2 separate regions of the Homo sapiens genome follow, and region 2 is linked to region 1. A link is a loop called in an ENCODE intact Hi-C map of the cell type or tissue named here. Cell type or tissue: Caco-2. All regions are shown on one strand. Links, peaks and the distances in the headings refer to the core of each region. The heading gives the core; the rest is flanking DNA.

Region 1 (2,910 bases), core at 214-2,713:
CAGTGCAAGACTCGAAAAAAAAAAAAATTCTGGCCGGGCACAGCGGCTCACGCCTGTAATCCCAGCACACTGGGAGGCCGAGGTGGGCTAATCACGACGTCAGGAGTTCGAGACCAGCCTGGCCAACATGGTGAAACCCCGTCTCTACTAAAAATACAAAAAATTAGCTGGCTGTAGTGGCAGGCGCCTGTAATCCCAGCTACTCAGGAGGCTGGGGCAGGAGAATCACTTGAACCCGGGAGGTGGAGGTTGCAGTGAGCCAAGATCACGCCACTGTACTCCAGCCTGGCGACAGAGCAAGACTCCATCTCCAAAAAAAAAAAAAGAAAAAGAAAAAACTTCCCAAATTCCAACTTTTCAGGAACTAGTAACTGAATAAATCAAGACAGTAAGCATTATAAATAGAAATAAATCTAAGCCACAACACTGAAAAACCACAAAAGGAAGGAGGGCTCACAGGCTCATGTACAGAAGCATGTGCACACGAAAGAGAGCTCGTTAGATCTACAGCTATAGATGTGACACATATTTGTAAGAGCCCCAATGTGGAGCCAATGTGACAGCAGACACAGCTTGAGCAACCATGCAAATTCTGCAACCAGAATCTTTAATTACCCATATTCAAGAGAAGGAAGCAAATGGCAAGAAAGGTGGATATCGCAGATTTCTTTTTTTTTTTTTTTTCTAAGAAAAAATAATCAACTTTATCGGTGTATTCTGGTCAGAAAACACTGAACTCCAACTCCTATACTTCCTACATATTATCAGACTGAACCATCTCAAATTAACTTTTTAAAGTAAAAAATAGTCAAATATTGGAATATCACGTTGTTCAAACTAACATATGGCATTATGAAGAAACATAAGACCTCAGTCATCAAAGACAGCCTCTAACATGGGTTCAGAAAAATCATCTCTATTTTTAAATTATTTTCTTCAATGAGTTCTGGGGTAGAAAAAGTAGGGTGATTTGGGGTTAACGGTTGTATAAGTTACCAAAAACTCCATTGACTAGAACTCTTCATTTTCTAAGCATTCCTATTAAAGTTTTACTGCAGAATAATTTATGAGATGTCTGAGGCATGTTGTGAAAAAAAATATGTCTGACATTTAAGACTATTTTAAAACATCTCTCTTGCAAAAAGAGCCAGAGGTGTGGCAAGTTTGGGCCTTGCTCATGGCTTGGGGAGAGCTGGGGTTTTCAGCAGTTAGGGGCAGGGAGCCGGCCCAGCTTCAAAGGCAGAGGCTGGCTCTCCACACACCCTGAGGCGCTATTGAGCAAAGACAGCAACTGTGTTCCTATCTGGGGCCCCAGCCCTCTGTCTGCCCTTCAAGGTTCCCTGCTGCCTGAGGAAACATGTGAAATATTTCCGTGAAGGGCCGGCTGTGTGGAAGCAACAGGAAATAAAGGTTTACCCCAGTGACTTCCCACTAACCAAGAGGCGGGGGTCCATTTGAGAATCACAGTTTTCCAAGTGACTTGTTATTTTTACCAGATGTTTTCAAAGGCAGGTCTTGTGCAGAGGATTTGAGAGGTGTTTTTGTTTTTTGGAATAGAAAGTACTTAACCATAAGAAGTATTCTAATTGAGCATTAAAAGCCGCCCCAAATTTAAACTCACAATGGGGAAAGAAACCTCCACAGAAACATGACTTCTAAATTATCTTTGGGCTTAAGAGAAACTGAGCATTCATATACTCTGAAACTTCCCAAAGGAAGCAAAATCAATTCTTAGAAAATTCAACCTTTACCATCTTCTTTTTTTTTTTTTTTTTTTTTTTTTTTTGAGGCAGAGTTTCACTCTTGTTGCCCAGGCTGGAGTGCAATGGCATGATCTCATCTCACCACAACCTCCGCCTCCTTGGTTCAAGCGATTCTCCTGCCTCGGCCTCCCGAGTAGCTGGGATTACAGGCATGCACCACCAGGCCCAGCTAATTTTGTATTTTTAGTAGAGATGTGGTTTCTCCATATTGTTCTGGCTGGTCGCGAACTCCCAACCTCAACTGATCCACCCGCCTCGGCCTCATAAAGTGCTGGTATTATAGGCGTGAGCCACCGTGCCCAGCCCTTTACCATCTTCTAACAAAGGTGTTAGGCTAAAGAGACTTCACTGGAACAGCACGGCCCAGATATAAAAACTGGTAGTTCAGCAGCCCCCTCAGATCCCATGGTGACCCTTTCTCCAAACCGCCCACACTGCCATTTTGTTAAGGTACCCACGCAAGGAGCACCCTTGCCTTCCACTCTCACTGCTAGGCCTTCCCCAAGCAGTGCCCCCTTGTCTGAAAAATTTTCCCTCTCCCTCTTCCCAGCCCCTACAAGCTAAGCTGCCACATCATGTCCTTTACATGGTTCCCACTTCCTCCAGAAAGATTTTCTAGGATGGATGGATCCTAGGAAAGAATGGATGACAGATTTCCACAGCCCCAACTCACCCAGACATGAAAATTTGTGTTTATGATCTTTCTTTCTTTCCCACTTATGGAACCTGCACTCTTTTATTATTAATGTATTTATTTGCCTAAGGTGCTATTTTCTCTTGTCTACTGATTGCTCAGTGCAACGCATCTAGCTCCAAATATGAGCTTCTACAAAGCAATGTTTTCAGCCTCATTACATAGAGAAGGACTGAAGGAAATAAGGAGGCTCAGCCTAAAGAAATGTGAACCAGGAGGTGCAGGCTGGGGGCCGGACAGGGCAGAGTGGAGTTCTGCCTCCTCCATTTCAGGTCCTATCTAAGGGCATTTTGCTTTGCCTCTTTGGGCTTCACTCCTCTTCTGCAAGGAATGAAATAATAAGACCAGCTTTGGGGCTATGACAATGACAATGTGATACGTGTAAAACCTTAGGTACACAGAGGAATCAAGTCCTTCGTCATTGCCGATGCTTTTCCAAAGCTCTGCCCACAC
Region 2 (2,910 bases), core at 124-2,623, 50 kb after region 1:
ACCAGTGTGTTGTGCTATTAATAATAACATGAACCACGGTGGTAGATCAACAAAAGTAGCATCATATACACAGGCCTACAAAACACTTTCAAGTGTATTATCTTAATACATTTGATAATATATCAAATGTTGATACCCTCTTCTAATCCTAAGGCTCTGTAGTTCATTTGAATCTCACAGCAGTGCTGAAGTAGATAAGCTGCATTATCCCATTTTACAGAGGAGATTGAGGCTCAGATAGATGAAGTAACTAGCATAGATTACCCCTACCCAGAGCCCACTCATTAAAAAAGCGCACAAAAATTAGAGACTTAACTCTAAATAATTAAAAGTTACCAGCCCACACCCATTTCTCTTCCCCACGCTCCACAGGTATACTGGCCACAACAGGGGTGAAATTGACTTTCTTTTCATCTGGTCCATTGTCACTCACCTCAAGTGACTATTTCCAAGACCATCTTCCATTAATTCTGGATTTTCAATGCCTCTCTGACACAGAATTAAGACAACAGCCCTCAACCGACAAACAGGCCATGCGCCAAAAGTTCATTTTCAAGTTGGAGGGTTGGAACTCAGGTTGCATTTTCCCATGGACGTGACATGGAGATAGTTGTTGGATCCCCAGGTCAAGCCACAAAGCTGTCTCTGAGAGGGAGAGGCAGAGGACACAAGAGTGTTTGGCAATGGGCCATAGGGTTAAAATCCCAGCTTTCTAATCAGTAACCAACAGGAGACAAAAGCCCAAGTTACTTAGCCTTTCTCCGAGCCTCAGTTTCTTCGCCTGGGAATCCTAATACTGACCTTCCAGGGTTGAGAGGATTCAATGAAAATGCACACAGTTGATATTCAACAAGTGGCTGCATTGTTGTTGAACTCCTAAAGTAGAGGCCATATTCTATTTTTGCCCTGAAACCTATGCAATTGAAAAGAAATAAAATACATCTGAAATTATAACAAGACTGACTGCAAGAGGATTAACTGCCTCCTAAAGGACCAAGGAAAAGAAGGAAGGGTGTTGGGCTCAGGGGATGGCACAAGAGTCGGGTCCGGCCCTCACCCACTCCTCACACCTTTGGCCTTCCTTCAGCTCACTTGCCGCTTCTTTGGGAACCTTCCTTGGACTTCCAGCTTAGGTCAAATCTCTCTAGTACCTGCTTCAGTAGCCCCATGTACTTGCTCTTCATAGCCTTACACTGATTATAATGTTACCCTCATTTGCTTAATGCCTGTTTTCCCCACAACCTCACAAAGCCCATGAAGTCAGGGCTCAGGTCTGTTTCTGCTCATCAATGTATCTTCCCCTGGTACTTTGTCCTGTGCCTGGAACACAGTAGGTACTCAAATATTTGTAGAATGAATCACACCAGAGCAGCTGGGCAGGGAAGAGGACGTTGTGCACAGCTGACTGCACATATGTGCAGATAACAAATTGGCGGTCTGTGACTCAGGGCTACCCGGAAAAGCACACAACTCTTTTTCTGCCCCAATAAAATCAATCTGCTGCTGCCATATCACTCAGCCAAAAAGGCTGATTATTAAACGCACAAGTTATTAAACCCAAAGGCATCCTCTTCCAATGGGTGCACATGCCCCAGGCTGCTCAAAGGGCATGTGCTGAATGAAGCAAAATGGCACAGGAATCCAGGCAGGTCTGAGATGTGCTGCAGTTCTCCCTACCTCAGTCTCAAAGTGGAGGGATGCCAGCCTCACCACAGCTGGCAGCCTCACTATACCTTGGAGCTCTACAGCAAGGTATGGAAAATAATGCTGCCAGCTGCAATGTACTGAGTGTCTACATGTACCAAGCAATAGTCCTGGGTGATCCTCAAAACCTAATGAGGTAGTTATGGTCCCCTTTCTACAGATGAAGAAACTGAGACTCAGGGAGACCAGGAACATACTCATGATCACATAGTGAATAAGTAGCAGAGCCAGAACTATTAATAGAACCCAAATCAGATCGCAAAGTGTGTGCTCTTAGCCATATTCAGCTATCCATCACCATATTAGGTATAAGTTTCTCTAAGAGTCTGTGAAGTATGTACAGACCTTGGAGACTCAATGCAACATGATATAAAACAGAAAAGAGATACAATTCTAGTGTGGAATCTTCTACTACTATGTGACCCAGAGTAAGTCATTTCACCTCCCTGGGCCCCAGGGAGGCTTCCTCCCCACTAATGTTAAAGAATGAACTAGATGGCCATTAAGAGAAGAGATAGGATGCTGTTGAGCACACAAAAACACGTGCCAGTTAGAACCTATCATGAAACCACATCTGCCTGGCCTTTACCTAGGACCCAGCCACACTGCCTCTCAGCAATCTCTCACCCAAACCGGAGGTTAGCCGGAAACTTTGAGCTTTCTGGTAGGGAGGGAAGGAATGACAGAGGACACTTACTTTTCTACTAGGCCCCCTGAAACTGGCTTGGAATGAATCAAAGATAAGTAATAAGGGAAAGGAGACTGTTTACCATACATTTAAATATCTAAACCTCCCTCCCTCCTGCAGAGAACTGAAAAAATACCATATGCTGCAAAAGAAGCAGGTGTCAGTCTCCAAGTCTTCCATGGGCTCACACCCATCAGCAGTCTTCTGTGCAGCCCCACCTCCCTCTGGGATGTGTTCAACATACACCCAAGACCAACTGCAGGGACTGCCTTCAGAGGCCAAGGCCATCCGTCCAAGTAACAGATCTTCCCTCACTTCAACCCCTGCACTGCTGTACAGAGTGATCTGGAATTTACAGTCTCTTCTACAAAGCCTTACAAGGTCAAAAATGCTCAAGTTGTGTGATTCCTAGGATGAAAAGGCTGTGAAACAGAATAGGCTAAATGGCCGATACAAACGACACATCAGAAAGCCAAAAAACCCAACAGCCAAATGCAATCAGCAACGGGCAGAGCTGG

What was found. A loop is a pair of places that touch in the nucleus more often than their neighbours do. Peaks named below come from ENCODE experiments on the same cell type or tissue, not always from the same donor. Only the 100,000 strongest peaks of a DNase experiment are listed, where the experiment ranks them.
Region 2: a loop joins it to region 1, with 2.6 times the contacts of the local background. A loop is called at or near these places in 12 of 110 quality-filtered maps.

Annotation. Positions count from the first base shown.
Region 1 is chr10:95,466,129-95,469,038 of GRCh38, forward strand. The region is part of intron 2 of SORBS1 (sorbin and SH3 domain containing 1); the gene reads right to left. Among named protein-coding and RNA genes, the nearest start is that of SORBS1, 94 kb to the right of the region's middle. In Caco-2, for the core only: no CTCF peak of the experiment used is centred there; a DNase peak (open chromatin) is centred at 1,293.
Region 2 is chr10:95,516,324-95,519,233 of GRCh38, forward strand. All of the region lies in intron 1 of SORBS1 (sorbin and SH3 domain containing 1), which reads right to left. Among named protein-coding and RNA genes, the nearest start is that of SORBS1, 44 kb to the right of the region's middle. In Caco-2, for the core only: no CTCF peak of the experiment used is centred there; a DNase peak (open chromatin) is centred at 1,398.